2 separate regions of the Homo sapiens genome follow, and region 2 is linked to region 1. A link is an interaction called in ENCODE POLR2A ChIA-PET data of the cell type or tissue named here. Cell type or tissue: GM12878. All regions are shown on one strand. Links, peaks and the distances in the headings refer to the core of each region. The heading gives the core; the rest is flanking DNA.

The links. ChIA-PET counts read pairs that join two places held together with the same protein. Peaks named below come from ENCODE experiments on the same cell type or tissue, not always from the same donor. Only the 100,000 strongest peaks of a DNase experiment are listed, where the experiment ranks them.
Region 2: POLR2A ChIA-PET joins it to region 1 with 7 read pairs; 2 of 35 experiments call an interaction of 5 or more read pairs at or near these places.

What each region holds. Positions count from the first base shown.
Region 1 is chr10:48,385,786-48,398,393 of GRCh38, reverse strand. All of the region lies in intron 1 of MAPK8 (mitogen-activated protein kinase 8), which reads right to left. Among named protein-coding and RNA genes, the nearest start is that of MAPK8, 85 kb to the right of the region's middle. In GM12878, for the core only: no CTCF peak of the experiment used is centred there; a DNase peak (open chromatin) is centred at 7,003.
Region 2 is chr10:48,313,683-48,326,290 of GRCh38, reverse strand. The region is part of intron 1 of MAPK8 (mitogen-activated protein kinase 8); the gene reads right to left. Among named protein-coding and RNA genes, the nearest start is that of MAPK8, 13 kb to the right of the region's middle. In GM12878, for the core only: no CTCF peak of the experiment used is centred there; no DNase peak of the experiment used is centred there.

The DNA of each region.
Region 1 (12,608 bases), core at 4,382-9,381:
TTTACATTTCCTAATAACTAATGAAGGTGAGCACCTTTTCATGGGCTTATATGCCGTTTATGTAATTATTTTTGGTGAAATAGCTATTCAGTTCTTTTCCCTATTGTAAAAATACGGCTGTCTTCTTATGAGTTTTAAGACTATACATTCTAGATACACATCCTTTGTCAGATGTTTTGCAACTATTTTTTCCCAGTCTGTGGCTTGCCTTTCCATTTTCTTAACAATGTCTTTTTATTTTGAAATAATTTCAGACTCACATAGAAGTTACAAAAATATTACAGTTTCTGGGTACCTTTCACCCAGCAACAACATCTGACAAACCATAGTACAACTATCAAAATGAGGAAACTAACACTGGTATAAAACTATTAATCAAACTAGAAACTTTCCTCAGATTTTACCAGTTTTTACATGCCCTGTGTGTGTATAGTTCTATACAAATTTATCACATACTTTATATTAGTATAACCTCCACTACAATCAGAATACTGAACTATTCCGGCCTGGTACAGTGGCTCACTCCTGTAATCCTAGCACTTTGGGAGGCTGAGGAGGGCAGATCACTTGAGGTCAGGAGTTCAATACCAGCCTGGCTAACACGGTGAAACCCTGTCTGTACTAAAAACACAAAAATTAGCTGGGCGTGGTGGCATATGCCTGTAGTCCCAGCTACTTGGGAGGCTGAGGCAGGAGAATCGCTTGAACCCTGGAGACGAAGGTTGCAGTGAGCCAAGATCGTACCACTGCACTCCAGCCTGGGTGACAGAATGAGACTCTGTCTCAAAAAAAGAAAAAAAGAATACTGAACTATTCCATCACCTCAAAGAAACATCTTCATGCCATCCCTTTATAATCACATACTCCTCCCAAGTCTACCTGCGGCAACTACTAATCTGTTCTTTGTCACTATCATTTTTTTCATTTAAAAAGTTATAGGTTAGTAGTAGTGGCTCATATCTATAATCCTGGCACTTTGGAAGGCCAAGACAGAAGGACTCCTTGAGCCCAGGAGTTCGAGACCAGCCTAGGCAACATAGAGAGACCCCATCTCTATAAAAAATGAAAGAAAAAAAAAATCTGCCACAGTAGTAGTGCACATCTATAGTCCTAGCTATTTGGGAGGCTGAGGCAGAAGGATCACTTCAGCCCAGGAGTCAGAGGCTGCAGTGAGCTATGATAGCACTACTGCATGCTATCCTGGGCAACAGAGTGAGACTGTCTCAAAAAAAAAAAAAGGTTATACAAATTAAAATTACCATAAGTAATCTTTTAAATCTTTTGAAATCTGAGGAAAATTTCTAGTTTGGTTAATAGTTTTATACCAGTGTTAGTTTCCTCATTTTGATAGTTGTACTATGGTTTGTCAAATGCTGTTGCTGGGTGAAAGGTACCCAGAAACTGTAATATTTTGTAACTTCTATGTGAGCCTAAAATTATTTCAAAATAAAAAGACACTGTTAAGAAAATGGAAAGGCAAGCCACAGACTGGGAAAAAAATAGTTGTAAAACATCTGACAAAGGATGTGTATCTGGAATGTATATAGGCTTAAAACTCATAAGAAGACAGCCGTATTTTTATAATAGGGAAAAGAACTGAATAGCTATTTCACTCAGTATAATGCCCTTAAGATTCTCCAAGGTGTTGGTATATCAATAGCTTGCTCTTTTTCTTACTGAATATTATTCATTGTATGAATGTATGACAATTTGCTATCTATTCACCCCTTGCTGGCTATGACAAAGCTGTTCTAAGGCTTTGTGTACATGTTTTTGTGTGAATATAAGTTTTCAATTCTTTAGGGTAAATATCCAGGAGTAAGATATGGTAACTCCATGTTTAATTTTATAAGAAACTGGCAAACTGTTTTCCAGAGTGCTGTATCATTTTGCACTTCCACCAGCAATGTGTGAAAGATCTAGTTCCTCTACATTCTTACCAACTCTTCGTTTTGCCAGTACTTTTAATTTTAGCCATTCTAGTACGTGTGTCATATCTCATCATGGCTTTAAATTTGCATTTTCCTAGTAGCTAATCATGTTGAGCATCTTTTCATGTGCTTCTTTGTCATCTATATACTCTTTGGTGAAGTGTCTGTTCAGTGTTTTACTCATTTTCTAATTGCATTGTCTTATTTCCTACTGTTGAGTTTAGAGACTTTTAAAATATATTCGGGATACACATTTATCAGACATGCGATTTCCAAGTATTTTCTTCCAGTCTGTGGCTTGCCTTTTTATGCTCTTAACAGTGTCTTTCACAGAGTAAAAGTTTTTAATTTTGATGAAGCCCAAGTCATTATTTTTTTCTCCTTTATGGATTTGGTACAAGAAATGTTCACCTGGCCCTAGATCAAAAAGATCTTCTCTTTTGTTTCCTTATAAAAGTTTTATAGTTCACACTTTACATTTAGATCTATGATAACTGTTGTATAAGAGTTTTAAGTCAAAGTTTATTTCTTTGGTTATTATCTAATTATACTAATACCATTTGTTGCAAAAAGCATCATTTCTCCCCACTGAATTACTTTTGCATCTTTGTCAAACTTCAGTTGGCTCTACTTGTACGGGTCTACTTCTGGACTTTTAATTCTGTTTCACTGATCTATCTTTTGATCAATACCACAGTGTCCTGAGTATAATGCTGTATGTTACGTCTTAGTTAGAATCTAGTGGTGTGATTTTTTTCAGCTCTATTCTTCTTACTCAAAATTGTTTCCAGTTACTTCATAATTCTATATACATTTTAGAATAAATTTGTCCATGTCTACAAAAAATAATGCTAAGATTTTGATAGGAATTGTGTTAACAGTGACTTTTGAAGATCAAAAGTTTTTAATTTGGATGATGTACAGCTGGTTTATTTTTTCTTTCACAGTTTGGTTCTGTATGTCTAAGAAATCATTGCCCACTTAAAGGTTAAGATTCATTGTTTTGCATTCAGATGTCCAATTGTCCAAAAATCATTTGTTAAAAAGATTACCAGTTTCCTCCACTGAATTGCCTTAGCAGTTTTGCTGAAAATCAGATAAATATATGTGTCTGGGCCTATTTCTGAACTATTTTCTATACCATTAATAATATGTTTATCCTTCGGCCAATACCACACTGTCTTGAGTAATGTAGCTTTCTAGTAAGTGTGAAAATCAGGCAATTTAAGTCATTAAACTTTGTTCTTTTTTAAAATTGTCAGCTATTCTAGGTCCTTTGTATTTTTATATAAATATCAGAACTAAGCTTGTCAATTTTTACAAAAAAGGCCTGCAAAGATATTGACTAGAATTGCATTTATGGTATACATCAATTTGGGGAGAAATGGTATTATAGTAATTTTGAGTTTTTTGATTCACAGACATGACACTTGTTTCCATAGGCCTGTATAATAATTTCTAACATACAGGCTTTACATAATTTTGTTTAACTTCTCCATAAGCATTAAGATTTTGAATGCTAATATTTTTATTTTAATTTGTTTGTATTTAAATTTCCAATTACCCATTACTAGTATGTAGAAATGCAATGAATTTCTGTATAATGATTTTGTAATAGACTCACTTATTCATCTTAGTAGGCTTTTTTTGTGTATTGGGATTTTCTGTATACAAAAGCAATTTATTTTTTCATTTCCAATTTGAATGCCTTTGAATTCTTTTTCTTGCTCCACTGCCCTAACTATAATTTCCATACAATGCCGAATAGAAGTGGTGCCTGTTCATGATCTTAAGAGAGAAAGCATTCAGTCTTTCATCACTAAGCATGATATATATATTATAGGATTTTACTAGTTGTCCTTTGACAGACAGGTTGAGAAAGTTCCCTTTAAATCCTAGTTTGAGAGTTTTTATCATTAATGGTACTAATTCTGTTAAATGACTTTTCTGAATATACTGAAATAATCATATAGTTTTCTTTCTTAGTTGGTTCATATGGCTAATTACACTGATTGATTTTCAAATGTTAAACCACCCTTGCATTCATGGAATAAATCCCGCTTGGTCATAAAATATTATCCTTTTTATGTATTGATTCAGCTAGCTAAAATTTCATTGAAGATTTTTCCATCTATTTTATAAGGAATACTGGACTGTAGTTTTCTTTCATATTAGAGTAATGCTGACATAAAATGAGTTGCAACAGTGTTCCCTCTTATTTTCAGAAAGAGTGTATGGAAATGATATTCATCTTTAAATGTTTCATAGACTATCTCAGTGAAGTCTTCTATGATGAGTTGTTTTCTTTTTGAGGGAATGTTTTAATTATAAATCTACATTCTCTTATAAACATAGGGCTGTTTGGCAACTATTTCTTCTTAAACAGGCTTTGTTAGTTTGTGTTTTTCAAGGAAATTGCTCATTTAATAATCTAAGTTGTCCAATTTAATGTCTATAGAATCTATACTCATCTCTCCTCTTTCATTCCTATTAATCTCATTTGTGTCTTCTTTTTTCTAATCAGTCTGGCTAGAATTTTATCACTATTAGTGATCTTTTCAAAAAAACAAGATTTTAATTTCTCTTACTTTTCTCTAATGTTTTACACTTTTATATTTCAATGCTTCCTATTTTATCTTTATTTTCTTCTCATTGCTTGTTTTGGAGCTATTCTTTCTTTTAGTTTCTTAAAATGCAATCTTAAAAGTACTGATTTGAGAACTGCTTTTTATAATATAAGCATTTAAGCATCATTGCAAGCTTCATCTGACAACTTCATATCCATATTCAACAATAAAGCAGACACTTTAAAAAAATCTTACTTTACATGGGGTCCTGTTTCAAGGGCTTTGTAAATACTATTTTAATACTGAAAACAACCCTAGGAGGGTTTTCTATTTGTTTACAGCTAGAGGGTAAATCTAGTCCGTGGTATTACATCCCATATTCACATTTTGTCTGATGTTTCCTTATGTTAGGAAAGGTACTACATTTTTTCCATCTTACAGATTATGAAACTGAATCTTAGAATGATTAATTGACTATGGTTACAATGTAAGGGGTAGAGAATTTGAGTCCTTCAAATTTTGGACTACAATGAGTCCAAAAATATAATCTTGAAGATAAAGAGAATATGGAGGAAGAGAAGTTGTAAGTCTTAAACCTGTTGAGTCTGAGATAACTTTAAGACATTCAAATGGAAATATCAATTTGGTATCTAGATATAGAACTGGATCCCAGATGAGTAGTCTCGGTGAAAGATAAATGTAGGAGTTGTCACTGTAACTGGAGCAATGAGAGACAAGTTATTCAAGAGTAGTCGTTAAGTAAAAAGATACCTAAGATTCAGCTTTATAACAACCACATTTAATGAGCAACTGGAGAAAGATGAGCTGACAAGGAAGCCACAGAAGATGCAGCCAGAGACCTAGACAGAAAACAAGAACATACTGAAGAAGCCAAAGGAAGAGAGTGTTTTAAAGAACAAAATGGCTAATAGCATTGATTTTAACAGAGGTGTCAAATAAGCCATTTGAGTAGAGCGAACGCAGCAGAAGCTAGATTAAAATGAGCTGCCATGTAACTGGGAAATTTATAAGGAAACTGGATATAGCTACTTCTTTAGAGAAGTTTAACAAAGAAGACCAAAGATGAAATAGATAAAGAGGAGTAAATGGTCAAGGGAGGATAATTAGATTATATAGTATATATGATATAGCATAGTATAACACATATAACATAGAGACAACCTGAACATGTTTATATGCTAACAAAAAGGATCCAATAAAGAGAGGAAGAGTGAGAATGGGGGAATGAGAAAGAAAATAGGTTTCTCAGATAGCATATTATTTCCAAAAAGGAAGAAAAGAATGGGATCCAGAGCACATGTGTGGCCATACGGATGGAGATATTAGTGTGTCACTACCATAAAAAAGTATCATCAAAAGACTGAGAAAAAGTGCAATTTCCAAGTGTGATATTATATATCTATTACATATTAGATAATAACATATATATAATTCTATGTATTGTATATATAGGGAACATATATATAGGTTTTCATCCACAGCTCCCGGCTCTTAACTCCCATATACCTTGTTACAGACTTTGGTTATGATGTTGGGGTGCTCCAGGCCTCAGAAAACAGAATCTCTCTCTCTGATTTTCCCATCCTCCTTTCACCAGCTCAAGGCAAGAGTCTAATCTTCCCCTGCCTTTCTGACTGCAGGTCATAAGACTCTCATTTCAGAAGTGGTCCTGTCCCACACCCTTGAGAAAGGAATGCTGCACAGAAAGGCTAAGAAGAATTTGGACAGACAGGCTTGTGGGTTTCTCCACTCGGCCTGTTAGTATTAGATTATACCCTTTTTGTCCAATCCCATTTCCACATGGTTGTCAATCATGCCTATCCAATAAATCTCCATGAAAGGCTCAAGAGGACAGGGTTCAGGGAACTTTCGGATAGCTGAACACGTGGAGGATTCTGGAAGATGGCGTGCCCTGGGAAGGTCTGGAAGCTCTGTGTTCCTTCCCCCATACCTTACCCTATGCATCTCATTATCTGCATCCTTTGTAATATCCTTTATAATAAACTGGTAAAGGTGTTTCCCTCAGTTTTGTAAAGCTGCTCTAGCAAATTAATCTAACCCAAAGAGAGGGGCATGGGAACCTCAACTTGGAGCCAGTCAGAAGTTCCAGACCTGAGACTGGTATCTGGTGGCGGTGGGAGGGGACTGGGCCCTCGACTTGTGAGATCTCATGCTATCTCCAGGTAACTAGTGTCAGAATGGAATTGGAAGACACTTAGCAGGCATCTGCTGCAAAACTGATCGCTTGCTTGGTGTGTGGGGAACTCCCCCTATGCAACATTTGATCACATAAGTCTTCTGTGATTGTTGTGTTGAGAGAACAGAAAAAAAGCACTTTGAGTTTTTCCACATTCACCAAGATAAGGGCATTAAGGATACTGGTGAGATTTATAGAGGATGCATTTGATATACTGATCTCTCCATCATGAAGCTTGAACAGCAAGAGTATGTGTGAGAAGGAAATGCCATGGTTTCTGATGACTCATTTCCCTACTTAGAAGGCTTCTGAGATTAAAAACAAAGGAACTCTTGTTATAGAATTTAGATGTAACTGATTAAAACATATGAACAAATATTGGCATTATTATCCCAGTTAACAGATGGAATAATCTGAGGCTCAAAAGAATTAATGTGCAACCAAAAGTATGGAAATACTGAGGTTCGGCTTTAACTTTCAAATCTCACCTGTTACTACTCCTACAGCAAGAAGACTACAACCATGTCAACACAGCTAAACTACCATCCCCCAAACTCTGATGTATCTCATTTGTTCATTTCCCTTTCCCTTTCATGAAATATTTTTAACACTCTTTTGTATCTATCCAAATTTTGTCTAAGACTAGCTTAAATGTGATCTTCATAAGCCTTTTCCATTCAAACCAGCTCTAACCTAAATTCTCATCTAAACTACTTTGCTGTATATTTACTTATGCAGATTTTATTATCAGACTATGGTCTTTCTGAGGACAATAGCTGCATCTCCTACATTTTCAGATTTCCAAAACAGGCTCTTCACAGAGTTAGAACAAACAACTGCTAAAAAAGTTAACCAAAATGTAAATCTTTTTAAAGTAACAAATTACTTAATAAATTGTTTCATGTGTCTTTACCAGTGTTTCTCTTCATTAGTAAAGGGGGGCGGCTATATTAGGTTTTTATGACTCAAGGTTTATTTCTGTGATATCTTTATATATCAGGCTGACCGCCCCCGCTCCGCCCCGTCCATAAAATGGCTAGGCTGTCAAGCCTGAATGTAGAAACACACAGGTTAAACTAGTTACATAAAACATACTTAAGGAGAAAAGAATAAGTTCAATGCAACCATATAGCCAGACTTTAGAGACCCTGGAAAATAATTCAGGTAATACAACAAGGTTCAGAATTTAAGACAGCTGTAATCATCAGGCAATCCTGGCAATAAGTCACTGAGGTAACTTAGAGCCTATCTATTTTTACTTAACCTGGTTCTTTGGCTACCAATAGACCTATCTATGACAGTTAATTTTATGCATCAACTTGCCTAGGACACAGGGTGCCCATATATTTGGTTAAACATTATTCTGGGTGTTTCTGTGAAGGTGTTTTGGATAATTTTAACATTTATATAAATAAACAGACTGAGTAAAGCTGACTGCACTCTGTGATGTGGGTGGGCCTCATTCAATCAGTAGAAGCCCTGAATAAAACAAAAAGTATGAATAAGTGGGAACTCTTCCTGCCTGCCTTGAGCTTGGACATTGGTGTTTTCCTGCCTTTAGACTCAAACTGAAACATCAGCTCTTCCTAGATCTTGAGCCTACTGGCCTTTGGACTGAAACTACATTCGGTGTTCTGGTTCTCAGGCCTTTGGACTCAAACTGGTGCTACACCATCAGCTATCCAGGGTCTTCAGCTTGCAAGCTGCAGATCTTGGGACCTATGAACCTCCATACCCACATGAACTAATTCCGTATAATAAATCTCTTAATACAGCTCCTCAGAGATGCCTTACTTGACTAGCCTATCTAAATTCCCCTTTAAGCACACTCTCTCCCCTCAACCCACTTCATTTTTCTTCATATCACTTACCATTGCTAACATTCTAGTACATGGTTATTATCTGTCCCACTCAAACCCAAGTTCCATGAAAGCATGAATTTTGTTCTGTTCATGAATAAATCACCAGTGCCTTGAGTAGTACCTGGCTAACAGCAGACATTCAAAAAAGTGTTGAATGAACCAATGAACAAGTGAACAAACTGTTATTTTAAATTCCCATTATGAATTGCCTGTCTTTCTCCTCTCAAGGAGTAGTTTACAGGAGAGAAAGAGAAAGAGAAAGATGATTAATCTTGTTATTGCTGTTTATGCAGTTTTCATACCAGGCCACTTCATAAGCCATTAGCCTTGAGCCAGAGGCTTGCCCTGGTCTAATCAGTTATGGACAAAGTGGCAGAACCACATGTTACAGGATCCGCTGAGTAAGTGCTTCTTCAAGAGGCAGATAATAACCTTTAAGGTGAGTGCTCATAGTGAGCACTATGAGGTTAGCTCTAACGAATGAAGTCTCACTACTTTCAGAATATAGTAAGAATTTCTTGGCCTCAACCCTAACTCACATCATTTTCCTAAAAGAGTAATAAGCTTAAATTTAACCTCACTCCTTATTAGCCCTCAACTGGCCTTTAGATCAGATCTCAGCTGCCACCATACAAATGCATCTATTTCAGTTCTAGGTATTCTCAAAGTTCATTTTTCAACTATATTTTAAGTAATTAATACAGAAATACCACTATGTCCTGCACTAAGAAGGCCTATTCCAACAACAGACTTGTCTACAATTTAACCAAAAGTAGTAGAAACAATATGTGAAATATAGGGTGCATCCTAGGGTACTCTCCCCTTCCTCCTTTCCCCCCAAAAAACTATGGCTGACTAGCCATTTATGTCTCTCCGGACATACACTTTTCTTCTTTCCTTAGGAGACTGCCTACTAAGTGGTGTGAATGAAGTGCCCAATCTTGGACTTTACGGTTCCTCCTCTATACTAAGGTAGTAGAGCCATATGAAGAGTAAGCCAGCCTAGGTCTGAGCATTGTACTACAGGGCCCAGACTGAGACAGCCTATGTTTCAGTCACTGCTGACACTAGCACCAAATAAAGAAAACCAGAATTTTACTCCCATTCTCACCTGGGCATATTATTAAAGAGAAATTATTTTGTAATCTCACAATTGAGATTATATACTGAAGAAACAGATAAGAGTGTGGGTTATCTTCTTAAAACTGGGGGGAACATGCTAGAAAAGAAAAAGCTCTAGAAAGAGAATGTCTCATTGGTAAGTTTCCAGTTAACTGTCCCATTTTTATCCTCTTAAAGGGGTTTTTACATTGATTCCCACAGCAACCACCAGCCTAGAGGGGCATACTACTTCCCTCTCTTTCTACTTTAGTTGAATGAAGGACTTGATACCAAATCTCTTCCTTTGCCTCCTTTGAGATGAGTAACATCTTAAAAGTGATGTTACTAAAATACTAAAGCAAAAGAAAAGGGAAATAATGAAAACTACAATAAAACAAAGTTTTATCATAAACCTACTTAATGGCTAACCTTAGAATTTAGCCAACTGATTTCAGAAGCTATCTCACAGAAAGGTGAGGCTAACGAGCTCCTGAAATTCCCACAACAAATACACGATTAGTAAGAATTAAGATTCTAGAGTTTATTATTAAAACAAAATGAAGTAAAGCTGGCAGGCAAGAAGGAACATTTTAGAATTCCCTACCTATACCATGTTTAAAGCTGAATGAATATACAACACCTGTATACTTTCCTTTTGCCTTTCAGTCTAGCTTAGTCACTCTCCAATTTAAATGTGTGTAAGAATTAATGCTCAAGAGTGTATATGTACACAAAAGATTTCATATTGGCTTTTATGAGTTGAGGAACTTTCAAGGGTGATTCTGACTTTGGCTTTACACACTAACTTTAGACTCGAGCCCAGAGTGCACAAAATTCCACTCTTCCAAATAATCCACAAAACTGACATAGTCAAAATTACCCCGAAAATCTCCTTAAATCATAATGTAACATTTAGTACAATAACATTCAGGGCCATGATTTTATTTAAAGTATTTACACTACATATGACATGCTCATCTGACGGGAGACATGTACAAACTAAGAGAGAACAGCAGATTCTCATCTGCAAGGGCATAAGCTTCCTAGGATGGGCAGAATTGTCTGTACTACTGAAACTGTCATTTTATCTGTCAAGACAGGTACAGCTGGATATTCAAAAGTTAAATTCATGTATAATAAAATGTCACTACCATAAGCAGTTTAAAAATGAGGCTTCCAGGAAGAGGTTATAATCTTATAAAAATATATAATCTTATAAAATCTTACACAATTTTATAAAAATTAATCTGAGCTCTTTCCAGATGATTCCCCTCCATATTTAGGATTCTTCTTTCTCCTTCTCCCTTTTCTGTACTACTCGCTTATAAAGAAGAGGTTACAGTTCTACTCCCACAGACCCTCCGTAATAGAGGGCAAATCCTTTAAGCATCAGTATAATTAGCATGTTTCTTTAGTTGCCCATGAGTCCAGAAAAAAATTATTACAGCCAAGAGACAACTTTGTTTGCCCTGGCCACTTAACTGTTCTTTCTAGCAGGTATACTAATCATACCTAGTTTGCCCTCTCTTCTAGGAGAATCTGACCCCCACCCACAAAGGGGAGAAAGAGGCCTGGTTTGTAGTTCTGCAATTGGGTTTTTAAAGACCTATTCATAAAATAGATTTAATTCTTAATTGGGCTTATTTGAGTAGGTTTACTACATTCTAACCACAAAATGATGCTAAGACAGAAACTGTCTCAACAAGAAACTGTCCCTTAACAATTTCTACATTTTGAGGAGGGTGGATTTAGCTAAATAGCGCCAGACACATGAAATCAGTAAGCTAATTCAGAACTTGTTTCCAAGTCATTCAGACATTCAAGTTATTTATTAAAGATCTCAAGACTTTACAGCCATATCCTTGGCAGTAAAGTAAGTACATGTTTCTGGCTACTTTAAAATATATATATTTCAATGGAGATGAGGTCTTGCTATATGGCCCACTGGCCTTGAACTCCTTGGTCTCAAGCAATCCTCCTGCCTTGGCCTCCGAAAGTAATGGGATTACAGATGTGAGCCACCGTGCCTGGCCATTTTTGGCTACTGTTTAAACAATAACAAATATAAGTAACGGAAATGATATGGGTATGATATTACCATAACACTTCAGTGAGCTGGTATCCAAGATTCTAAAATTACTTTGTACTCAAAATGGTAAACATTTCAAAATATTCCAAAGTTGGCTTCTGGGCTTGCTCAACTGCATGTAGATTATTAGTGTCAGTAAAGCAACGTCAATTTTCACAAGGACATTCAACTGAATAAATAGGTCATCTACTTTGTAAGAATATACTATTTCCCAAGGTACTCAAAAGCTATTTTAATTTTAAATCTAAGAAAAATTGATACCCATAAATTTCCATAAAATTTTTATGAGGTTTTACACAAGAAAGAATGCTGAGTTTTAAAGGCACCTTTGTACAGTGTACTACTTGGGTTAAATCTTTGCCTATCCAAAAAAATTGGTTACATACTGAAAAATCTCATTCCTTGAGAAGACCCGAATGCCTGACATTTTCTTCTAACTTTTGCCAAATCTTTCACTAATAAGACTCCCAGGCTCATAAAAGAAAATGCTGATCACATTCAACCACCACGAGACAATTCCTAAAACTGCAAATTAAGAATAGCAAATGAGAAGTGTCCCAGATGCATTTTACAGATAATTTTTTTCATATTAGTTGATACCACATATACTTATTGCTAGTTTATCTTGCTAGCAACGTAATTATGATCAGATTTTTTTTTAACGCTAGGTAGTTTTTAGAAAAAAAGATTCCATGGCAAATGGCTTTCTGTAATTAAATGTGCCTGCCCCCAGCAGAAAAAAATAAAATTCACTGAATTTCAGAGTATGTTACAAATGATCTCAAAATCTAAAAGCTCAGCAAGATGGGGCAAAAACTACTATTTCCATTTGATTATGAT
Region 2 (12,608 bases), core at 3,389-8,388, 71 kb after region 1:
GTATTGGACTATAACCCAAAGTATAAAATAAGCAACCATGAGTCCATACTGATATAAATGACTGAACAAATTACTAAATGGGAGAAAATAAAAATCTCCTGCACAGAAGGATTCCAAATATTAATAATTTATGTAGATACTCTGCCATCAAGAAGCAGGACATAACTCCCTAAAGTGTGGGCTGTGCATGGTCACCTTTCCCCAGTATTACAGTATGAAAAGGAGGAAAAAAGAGTAACTTTACAATGGAAAAATCAGACAAACATTACCTCAGCCAGGTGATCAAAGTCAAAATCAAGTCATAAATTATGTTAACAGTACATACCCTTGACAGGATGTGATGAAATGATGCTTTACCTCTGTGATTTTCCTTCTAGAAACCCATAAGGCCAGTCTAAAAATGAGAAAAACATCAAATTCCAATAAAACGGTATCCTACAAAATATTTGAGCAGTCAAGGTAATCACAAAAAGGAATATCTGAGAAACTCACAGCTAAGAAATCCTAAGGAGATATGACAACAAAATGTAATGTGGTATTCCAGATGGGATCTTGAAAAAACAAAACAAAAACACTAGCTAAAAACTAAGAAAAGCTGAATAAGCTATGGATTTTAGTTAATAATGTACCAATACTTTTCACTAATTGTAATAAATGTGCCATGCAAACATACGATGTTAATTATAGGAGAAATTGGGTCTGGGGTATATGGAAACTGTAGTATATACTCAATTTTTCTGTAAAACTAAAACTTCTACAAATGAAGACTATTTTAAAAAGAATGACTGAAATGATCATAAAACTTCTGAAAAAAACAAAAATCCCTGTGATACAGAGAGACTGAAAGTTATGTGCCACTTTTTGAAGATGACTACTCCAAATTGGTTAAATTTTCAAAATTGGTATGTTAAAAAGAGTTGGTATATTGAAGAGAAATAAACATTTATCTCATCTTGTTAGGAAGAACTGTAGTTCAATCCCAGTTGACAAGAGGGAAAGGTCTTCTTAACAGAGGAAAGCTGGTTAATATTAATTGATCAAGAAGGATGACAGGCGGGAGGCCAAGGTGGGCAGATCACTTGAGGTCAGGAGTTCGAGACCAGCCTGGCCAATATGGTGAAACCCCATCTCTACTAAAAATATGAAAATTAGCCAGGCATGGTGGCACGTGCCTGTAGTCCCAGCTACTCGGGAGGCAGAGGTGAGAGAATCGCTTGAACCCAGGAGGTGGAGGTTGCAGTGACCAGAGATTGTGCCACTGCACTCCAGCCTGGGTGACAGAGCAAGACTCCATCTCAAAAAAAAAAGGATGATAGGGTTAGAAAAACAAAAAAACACCATTTGCAAGCCCAAATGAAATAACTGATTCAAAGCTCACCAAGAGACTCAACACACAGGTAAAAGGCTGCTGGAAAACAGGATATTCAAAGGGAACCAAAACGTCATCTCACTGATCTGCTGATTGTCAAGGGGAAACCCATTGTTATAATGGATAGATCTGGTGAATACCACCTTAACACCAAATGATCACACTTTAGGCAAACCACCTGATGCCTGTGTTATGAGTCAATATAACGTACACAGGAGTAACTAAGCCAAAAAAAAACTAAATATAATCCAGTCTTTAGGCTCAATCTTCTACTTTAGGAAATACAGTGGGAATTGAGATAAAAGTTAATTGCTACAAGAAAATCAGACAAATCCAAAATATGGGAAACATTCTATATGACAAATGGCCTGGTCTCTTCAAGAAGCCAATATCATGAGTGTAAAAAAAAAAAAAAAAACTAGAAAACAGGACAACTGTTGTATAAGTGACTAAAGCAACAACGATCAAATGTGGTTCATAAACTGATTGAATATTGGTTTGAAAAAAGCAGTTACAAGTTGACCTTTTTGGAGGAGAGGGGCAGAATAAGATGGAAGAATAGGACTCTCCAGTGATTGTCCCCTAACAGAAACATCAATTTGAACACTATCCATGCACGAAAACACCTTCACAAGAGCTATGGAAACTAGGTGAGAAATCACAGTACCTGGTTGCAGCACAAACTGACCTTTTGGGGGAATAATTAGCAAAACTTGAATATGAACTAGATATTAAGGGCTTAAGTATGACATATGTAAGAGAATGTGTTTACTTTTAGGAGAGACATAAACGAATATGACAAAAAAGCTAACAACCACAATATCCAAATGAAGTATACAGGTGTTTACCGTAATATTCTTTCAATGTGTATGTCTGAACATTCTTCAGTTGGGAGTGATGTGGGAGAATGAAGTCACTTTAAAAAGTGGGTGAGGACGGTGACCAAAATGTTCAGTTGTAAGGAACCAAAAAACAGTAATAGCCGATTCTACTGACAGGTGTAACAAAGAAACACACTGAACTTAAACCAGGTTCCTATGACACATATACTGGAAGATGGAGCCAAAAAAGAGAGGGCATCATTTTACTAAACAATTCCTATCCTCAAAAAGTTTAAAATATCAACCAAAACTCTGCTGATAAAACCTTCTGAAATACACCCAGTATCTATCATTTTCTCAAGAGAAGAAGGGGCTATTAAAGATATACCATTTTTCCTCAATTATAATGATTAAGATGTATGGAAAACTTTGTAATTTTGAAATTTAAGAAGTATGGGAATAGCTTAGAGAATCAAAAACAAAAACTCTTTAAGACCTTACATTTATTTTCATACATAAATGAAGATGGCATGCTAAATCAAAATCAGTATCATTTTGTATCTCTCATATTAATAATGGGTTCTATGAAATTAAATTCTTTCTGCAATCCCTTACATACTACTGGCTGCGCAGATTTATACTGCTATAAGACACAACCATAAGTCCAGCCCCAAAGTTGACTCCTTCAATTAATGACTCAGTATCCTAGGGTTTCTCTGCGAAATTTAAAAATTTTATTCAACACGACTAAGTAGATACTTCTCAAAGCCACCCCCACAATACCTAGATTCTACAGCCTTTTAATTATGACAATATCATTACAACAAATATGTCAGCGCCTTTGATACATGAATGCCCTTTTACACTCCTAATAGACATGAAAATGTTACCCTATACCTTTATCTTTCCCAAACTTTGCAAAAATATCTAGTTTTCTCTGCCATTTTCCCTCCCATTTCTATTCCTAAGGCTATTTCCCCCTTTTCTAATAATTTCTATAATCTGTAGAAACTGGTACCCAAAATCTTACCCTCAGGAAAAACTGAAACCACATATACTACAATTTCAAACAGAGAATCTTATGACATAAACCTTGATCAACCTAACAAATCGCTTTCCTTAAAATGGTGAACTAGATAATTCAAACCAATTATCGTACTGAGAGCAACTAGAAAAACTGGACACCTGCCCAAGTCCCCAGAAAAAATGTTTTAAAAATCAAAACCAAAAAACCTGTTTGAGGGCATCAGAGTGCCAAGGTAGTGAAAAAGCATGAAGACCAAGATCTGGGAGAGTAAGGAAAAGCTCATAAGGGAGTCTGGCATCCGGGGCCATTTCTCCCCCTGAAGGGATCTGCCAATTCCAAAGACGTGGCTGAGAAGCTGAGCTTGAACTTGCAATAGATTTACATGACTAGAGAGGATTAAATATTGGAGTTAAGGGCCCAAGAAAGTGTGAGGGTGGGGGCATGTGGGGCTGATAACATCCCTGGCTTTATGCTAGAACTCCAAGGGGTCATACCTAGAAGTAAATAAAACATAAAATAGACCAGCCTTCGTAGACTCCGGAACCCAGTTTTGAAACATCATAGTCTCTGACTGGATTAAGATGATTCGGGATTGCTAGTGCCACTAGCTTGCCTCCTGCCAAAGTCAACAAAAATCCTCTCTAGAAGGAGATAGCATCATTCCCAAACCTTAAATTATCTATATAATTTTCCTTATATAATGTCTTAAGTTATCCGACACAGACATGCTTAATATATTCAAAAAAGTTTTTTTTTTTAAATCATGAAAGACTGGCACAGTACAAAACCCTGCTAACTTCAAAATTTCAAATACTTCACTCCATAATCGTTACATTCATCTCTGATGAATTCTTTAGGAATTCCCATAGCTGTTCTATGCCCTCCTTACTGCCCTTCAGTCCACATGCACTTGAAAACTTTACTAAAGTAAGAAAAATCAGTCATCCAATCTAAAAGGAATTCATACACTCACAGACAGACCCTCTAACCTGTCTTCTCTGTATATTACCTGAGAGGGAACATACTCCACTAAGTTGCCACAAGCGAGTGAACTAATGGGGAGACACCATAGGTTTTCCAACATTTTCCAACATAACCCATTACACACACACCTCTGTGTGTATCTATATATAAATATACTCACACATCTATGTGAAACACAACTTTCAAAAAATTCTGAACTACAGTAATCAACACACCGTGGGAACCTAAGAATAGACACATAGATCAATGGAATAGAATTCAGAGTCCAGAAATAAATCTGCCTTTTTTTCAAGAATGCCCAAGACAATTTGGTAAGAAAGAACAGTATTTTCAACAAATGGAGCTAGGACAACTGCATGTCTATATGCAAAAGAATTACCTCACATGCCTTCCTTATACCATACACCATAAAATTAACTCAAAATGGATCACAGACCTAAATGTAAGAGCTAAAACTATAAAACTCAGAAGAAAATGCAGAAGTTGTCTTCATGACCTTGAGTTAAGCATTGGCTTCTTATAAAAGATTCCAAAAGCACAAGGGAAAAACAAATACATTGGATTTCTTTATTGAAATTAAAACTTTTTGTGCTACAAATGATGCCATCAAGAAAGTAAAAAGACTACCTCTGAAACAGGAGAAAATATTTATAAACCATACATCTGTTATGCAACTTGTATCTATAATATATAAAGAACTCTTTGGCCAGGCAAGGAAGCTCATGTTTGTAATCCCAGCACTTTTGGAGGCCAAGGTGGGAGGATCACTTGAGCCCAGGAGTTACAGCACCTAGGCGGCACAGTGAGACCCCATCTCTACAAAAAATTTTAAAAATTAGCAGGGCACACCTGTGGTCCTAGCTACTTGTGAGGCTGGGGAGGGAGGATCATTTGTGTACAAGAGTTTGAGGCTGCAGTGAGCCCAGGTTGCATCACTGCACTCCAGGATGGGTGACAGAGCAAGAACCCCATCTCTTAAAAAAAAAAAAAAAAAAAAAAACTCTTACAACGTAATAAAAAGATAAATAACTCAATTTTTAAAATAGGCAAAGAATCTGAAATACTTCTCCAGAAGATATAAAAGTGGCCAAGAAGCACATGAAACTATGTTCAATATCATTAGCTATCAGGGAAGTGCAATTTAAAATCACAATGGGCTATCACTTCACTCTCATCAGGTGGCTATTTTCAAGACAGACAATAACAAGCTTGAATAGGATGTGGAGAATTTGGAATCTTCACACCTTGCTGGTGGAAATGTAAAATGGTGCAGCCACTTTGAAAAACAGTTTGGCAGTTCTTCAAAATAATAAGCATAGAGTTACCCATATGACCCAGCAATTCCACTCTTGGATACATACCCAAGAGAAATGAAAACATACAACACAAAAAAACTTGTGTACAAATGTTCATATTCATAACTTGTGTACTATATTACTTACTATAGCCAAAAAGTGTAAACAATCCAAATGCCCATCAAATGAAGTGTAGGTAAATAAAATGTGGCATATCGTACAACCAAATAATATTTCACCATAAAAAGAAATGAAGGTCAGGCACTGTGGTTCATGCCTCTAATCTCAGCAGCACTTTGGGAGCTCAAGGTGGGAGGATAACTTGAGGCCAGGAGTTCAAGACCAGCCTGGGAAACATAGGGAGAGCCTGCCTCTACAAAAAATTTAAAATTAGCCAGGTGTGGTGGCATGTGCCTGTGGTCCCAGCTACTCAAGAGGCTGAGGCAGGAGGATTGCTTCAGCCCAGGAGTTTCAGCCTGTAGTGAGCCACGATCATGGTACTGCACTCCAGCCTGGGTAACAGGGTGACAGAGCAAGACCTGATCTAATTTAAAAAAAAAAAAAAAAAAAAAAAAAAAAAAAAGGCCGAGCAGTGGCTCACACCTGAAATCCCAGCACTTGGGAGGCCAAGGTGGGGGATCACCTGAGGTCAGGAGTTCAACACCAGCCTGACCAACATGGAGAAACCCTATCTCTACCAAAAATACAAAATAAGCTGGCAGTGGTGGCATGCGCCTGTAATCCCAACTACTGGGGAGGCTGAGGTAGGAGAATCACTTGAACCAGGAAGGCAGAGGTTGCAGTGAGCCAAGATCACGCCATTGCACTCCAGCCTGGGCAACAAGGGTGAAACTCTGTCTCAAAAAAAAAGAAAAGAAAAAAAAACAGAAACGAAGTACTGATACATGATACATGAACCTTAAAAACATCATGCTAAGTGAAATAAGCCAGTCACAAAAGATCGCACAGTGTATGATTCCACTTACATGAGAGATCCAGAATGCGCTGGGTGCAGTGGCTCACACCTGTAATCCCAGCACTTTTGGAGGCTGAAGTGGGTAGATCACTTGGGGTAAGGAGTTCAAGATCAGCCTGGCCAACATGGTGAAACCCTGTTTCTACTAAAAATACAAAAAAATTAGCCAGGCCTAGTGGCAGGCACCTGTAATCGCAGCTACTCGGGAGGCTGAGGCAGGAGAATTGCTTGAACCCGGGAGGTGGAGGCTGTAGAGAGCCGGGATCACGCCACTGCACTCCAGCCTGGGCAACAGAGCAAGACGTCATCTCAAAAAAATAAAAAAGAGATAGCCAGAATGAACAAAACTATAGAGAAGAAAGTGGGTAAGTGGCTGTTTAGGGCCAGGGAGAGGAGGGGGTGTGTGTGAAGAAATGGGGAGTGACTGCTAGTGAGTATGAGGTTACTTTCTGGGGTGACAAACATGTTCTAAAGTTAGGCTGTGATGATGGCTCCATTATTCCAGGAATATACTAAAAAAGCTTTGAGCTGTATATTTCAAATAGATAACTATAATGGTATGTGAATTATATCTCAATAAAACCGTTAAAAAATTCTTAGTCCCTTATTACACATGACACACTATGGTATTTTCTATTTCATTTCTTTTAACAACGTAACAGAAATTGTGATCTCCCAAAATTCTATAACCTACTAATGGGTCATGAGTAACAGTCTGAAAGCACTGCCACAGAGTCCTACAACACTAAAAGTGATAACCACCATCTCCTGTATCAGGACTAATCCTCTCATACCTCACATCCCTGCTTATGGTCACCAGAAAAAATCCAGCTCTCCCTGGTTATCTATTATTCTCTGAATTCTCACTGCCACACTGCTGTGTACGTCCTCCATTTGACTCAATTCTTCATCCTCCTAATTCCTTTACTTGGCCTTCTGAAATTCCCAATTTGTGACAAGCAAACTTAGCCTGTTACACTACCTTTAACCTTTCTTGTTCGTCTAGCCTCCCTCCAATTCTTCCTTATTCATTGAGGACATTACAACTGGTTTACAGTACGTACCCTTACTCCCCTCACTAGTTGCTGATTTCACCATGCATGCAGACTGACCCTTTTTTAATACCTCAGACTCTTTAACTCATTGGCCTCCTCACGTTCAGGATTTGTCTCTGAATTCCACCTCGGAAGCCCACACCCAAAGTTAACCTGAGCATTATTAATGTCAATAATTGTCATACTTGTGAAATCTCTCTTTCAGGTATTCCACTCTGACCATGGCATTCAATCTTTCAAGTTAACTTACTCAAACCCTGTGGCCAGTTACACACTCAACCACCACCACACAATAAGCATTCTAGTTAAAAGGTCCTTATTTCCCTTGTCCCCCTTTCCTTCTTTTGAACTGATCTGGTGTGATGGTTAGTTTTAAGTGTCAATTTGGCTAGTCTGTAGTACCCAGTTATTCAAACACTAATGTAGTTGCTGTGAAGGTATTTTGTAGATGTGATTAATATCTACAAACAGTCAAGTTTAAGTACAGGAGCTTATCCTTGATACCGTGGGTAGGCCTCATCCAATCACTTGGTAAGGCTTTAATAGCAAAAACAAGTTTCCCTGAGAAAAACAAAATTCTGCCTCAAGGCTGCAGTATTAACTCCTGACCAAGAATTTCCTGCCTGCCCTACAGATTTCAGACTTGCCAGCCCTCACAAAAACAAATGCCTTAAAATCTCAGTCTACCTACCTATAACTCCGATTTGCTGTTTCTCTGGAGAACTCTAATACACCTGGCAAAATCTCACCCTGGGTAAATTCAACTACCTGCCTTAATCTGTGCCTGTAACTAATCAGCTAAATAATGCTGGGGGGGTGGGGGGTCACAAAACCAGGCTGACTGATATCACTTTAAATTCAAGATTTTAAACCTTAAATGAACAATCAATACTTCTTGGCAAACTGCTTCAAACTCCCCAAACTCCCATCCCTTTCTGCCCGTATGAATCTCATGCTTCATTGAGCAAACAGAAACCACAGAGAAGATGAAAGCCAGGAGAATAGGCCTTCACCTTCCAACTTCCAAACTTCCTCGCAAGGGCACACAACTTTTCTGCATTTCCTCCTGTTAGATGGAAAAGATCTCTCCTCTACTGAGGGCCAAACTCTCTACCCGTACTCTGCATCCCCTTTCCTACATACAGCAATGCCATTTTCACTCATTTTCTGAGCCTCACAATTTCCTTTATCCACCAACCCATTTCTTTGTTCACTTCAGAGCTAATCTTAAAAGAGTGGTCTGCACCCACTGTGTCAGCACTTGCTCATTTCTCACTCTTTTTCAAAGTGTTTCATTCAGGGGCTGGGTGTGGTGGCTCACGCCTATAATCCCAGCACTTTGGGAGGCGGAGGTGGTAAGATCACGAGGCCAGGAGTTTCAGACCAGCCTAGGCAACACAGTGAGACCCCATCTTTACAAAAAACTTAAAAATTCGCCAGCCGAGTCCCAGCTACTCGGGAGGCTGGAGGCTGAGACAGGAAGATTCACTTGAACCCAGGAGTTTAAGGCTGCAGTGATCTACGATCACACCACTGCACTCCAGCCTGGGCAACAGAGGGAGACCCTGTCTTTAAAAAGAAAAATCATTCATTGTTTTTTAACCATCTTCAACTTGGCTTCTTTCTTCCCACTTTAATAAAACCACCCAACAAGATCACCAACAACTTCCCATATAATCTCTCTATGCCTGTTTCCTCATGTATAAAATGGGAGTAACAGTGCCCACCTTGTAGGGTTGCTGTGGGATGTTTAAACAATTTAACATACATAAAGCACAAGAACAGTGCCTGGTATATGATAGGCACCAAATATGCATTAGCTCCTATACCATTAGGATAGTCTGGATACTTGTTTTCCCGAGGTTCTAACTTTTTGTTTCTAGCTTACTTAACGATGTATGCGTCCTTCAGTAGAAAACTGCCTTAGCTTTTTGGTGGGAGCAGGGGAAGGGAAGAAGAGACAGAAAATAAACTATTTAATCCCCATTAAGCAATGAGATCTCTACTGAAGTTCAGCTAAGTACCTAACTACCATATAATTTTATAAGGATGAGCAACCTGCCCCAATCCAGTTGCCAAATCAAACTCACTCTTTGCACCCTCTCACTCCTGTGCTTTCCTGACTTGATTTTTGCATTTTTCCAAGCTTAAGACCCTCCTGTCTACATTCATTCACTTCATACTTCTCATATCTTGACCTCTACTTTGACTGCATGCTCTCTGACACCAGACTAAATTATATTTCCGGGAGCTGCCTCTGGGTGCTAAGCACATAGAAAGCAGCCTATACACATAGTCACACCTTGCTTAAGGACGGGGATACCTTCTGAGAAATGCATCATTAGGCAATTTCGTCACTGTGCAAACATCATGGAATCTACTTACACCAACCTAGATAGTACAACATACCTAAGCTATAATATGGTGTAGCCTACTGACCCTAGGCTACGAACCTGTACAGCAGGTTACTGTACTGAATACTGCAGGCAACTGTAACACAATGGGAAGTATTTGTGTATCTAAACATAGAAAAAATAGAGTAAAAATATGGTATAATTTTATGGGACCACTGTCACATATGTGGTCTGTAATGGACCGAAACCTCACCATGTGGTGCATGACTGTATCATCAAATAAGACACAAGGCAGTTAACTGCTAATCCTACATTCACTATCAAGTGATCCCCAACTTGTCCATTTAACATTTTGAAAACCACAATTCATTTCAAGTTACATTAACTTTAGAGAGAAAACTTCACACTACTTTAAGTATTCCCATAATCCCTCCCTAATTTCATTATTATTCATAACATTTAAATACTCAACAGATAAACAGATATTTTGGCTCATTTTACATATAATGGAGGAAAACTATAATCTTCTAAAATCACCACTATAAATGCAATAAGAAAAAATATAAGAGTATAAAAAGTTGGGGGAGGGAGGAGGTAAAAATCAAAGGAAACAAAAAAGCTGGCATGACATAAGAAAAATAAAAAATTCAACTACAAAACTATTAGAAATAATAAATATTCTACAGGGGGCTTATTATTTAATATATGAAATATTAACTAATATACAAAATAAAAAGCTTTCTTATATATAACCAGATAGAAGATAAAAGTGGAAAAAAAGATGCCATTTCCAGCAAAAAAAAAAAAACTTAAATATATAAAACAGCAAAAAAAAATTTTAATGTTTAAAAATGCTATCAGGAACTCAAAATGAGACTTCAACAAATGAAAAGGTTGTTTTTCCTATTCTTGGATATAAAGGTACATCATAAAGCTGTCACTTATTCTATAAATACAAAGAAATCCTAACAGTACACTGAATCCATTTAATAGAAGCCAATCACTGGGGAGCAAGGTAACTTGAAAAGGATGTAAGAAAAGGTTCTGGGTGATGGAAGTGTTCTGTATTTTGATCTGGGATTGCACAAGTGTATACAAAGGCAAACTTATTGGACTGTAATGCTTGTGCATCTAGCTGTGCATAATTTTACCACAATAAAATAAAAAAAGTGATTCCAACAGAAAGACTGGCAGAGGAGGGGTACAGACTAGACTAGATGGGTTGTTTTTAGAAGTTCATATAAAATAAACAAGATAGAAGCCAGAAAAAAACTTCTGAAAAGGAAGAGAAATAAAAGGGAATTAGACCTAGCAGAAAACACAGCATAAACTACAATAATAAAAACAGGATGGCTCAGGTCCCAAACAGGCAGATGGGTCAATGGAAACAATGGTACCAAATACACGTGGAAATTTTGTAAATGGTAAAGGTGGCATTTTAAATCAGTTAAGACAAAGATGGATTATTTAATAAATGGTGTAGGGACAAATGGATGGATATCTGGTGAAGAAAATAAAGTTGGAACCATACATAATAGCCTACCATAGAATGGAAAACAGCAAATTGGGGAAAAACATTTCCAAAAAATAGCATGGAGCCAATTTGTAAAATTAATCCTACAAATCTAGGAAAATGAGCAACAAAGCAATAGAAAAACATGCAAAGACAAGGACAGTTCAAAAGAAAGAAAACACAAACAGCCCTTAAAAGATGAAAGACGTCTAAGGGTAATAAGAAGCAGGCATCCTTACACAGTGCTGGTGGAATGGAAGTTGGACAACCTCTACAGGCTACACTTCAGCAATACATAAAATTACAAATGCACATACGCTGGCCTAGGAACTCTACCTCTGGAAATTTATCCTATGCATTTAAGTGCAACACGACGTATGCACAAGGTAATCCACTGCACCATGGCTTTTGATAGCAAAAGTCTGAAAACTACCTAAATATGCATCAGAAAGGAGTTAAATGGTATACCAGTATAATGATGTTATGGACTGTCTGTGTCCCTCCAAATTCATATGTTGAAGGCCTACCCTCTAACTTGATAGTATCTGGAGGAGAGACCTTTAGGAGTTAACTAAGCCTCTCATGACTATATTAGGTCATGAGGGTGGAGCCCCCATGATAGGATGAGGAACAGACTAGAGCTCTTAGGGGCCATGTGAGGATACATCCAGAAGCCGGCCACCTATAAAGCCAGGAAAAGGACCCTCACCAGGGAACCAAATTGACTAAGTAGCCTAATCTTGAACTTCCCGACCTCCAGAACTGTGAGAAATAAATTTCTGTTGTTTAAACCACTCAAGTTATGGTATTTTGATATAGCAGCCCAAACAGAGTAAGACAAATGGAATACCACAAAGATGTTAAAAAAGCATGCCATTTACATACTGATATGACTGATATAAAATAATCTCTCAGCTATATTAAAACAAAAAGCAGGCCACGTGCGGTGGCTCACACCCGTAATCCCAGCACTTTGGAGGCCAAGGCAGGTGGATCACCTGTAATCCCAGCTACTCAGGAGGCTGAGGCAGGAGAATCACCTGAACCTCGGAGGCAGAGGTGGCAGTGAGCTGAGATTGTGCCACTGCACTCCAGCCTGGGCAACAAGAGTGAGACTCCGTCTCAAAAAACAAACCAACAAGCAAAAAACAAAAAAGCAAAAGGTGATACATATTGCATGCAACAACTTACATTAAATAAAAAGGGAGGGAGCA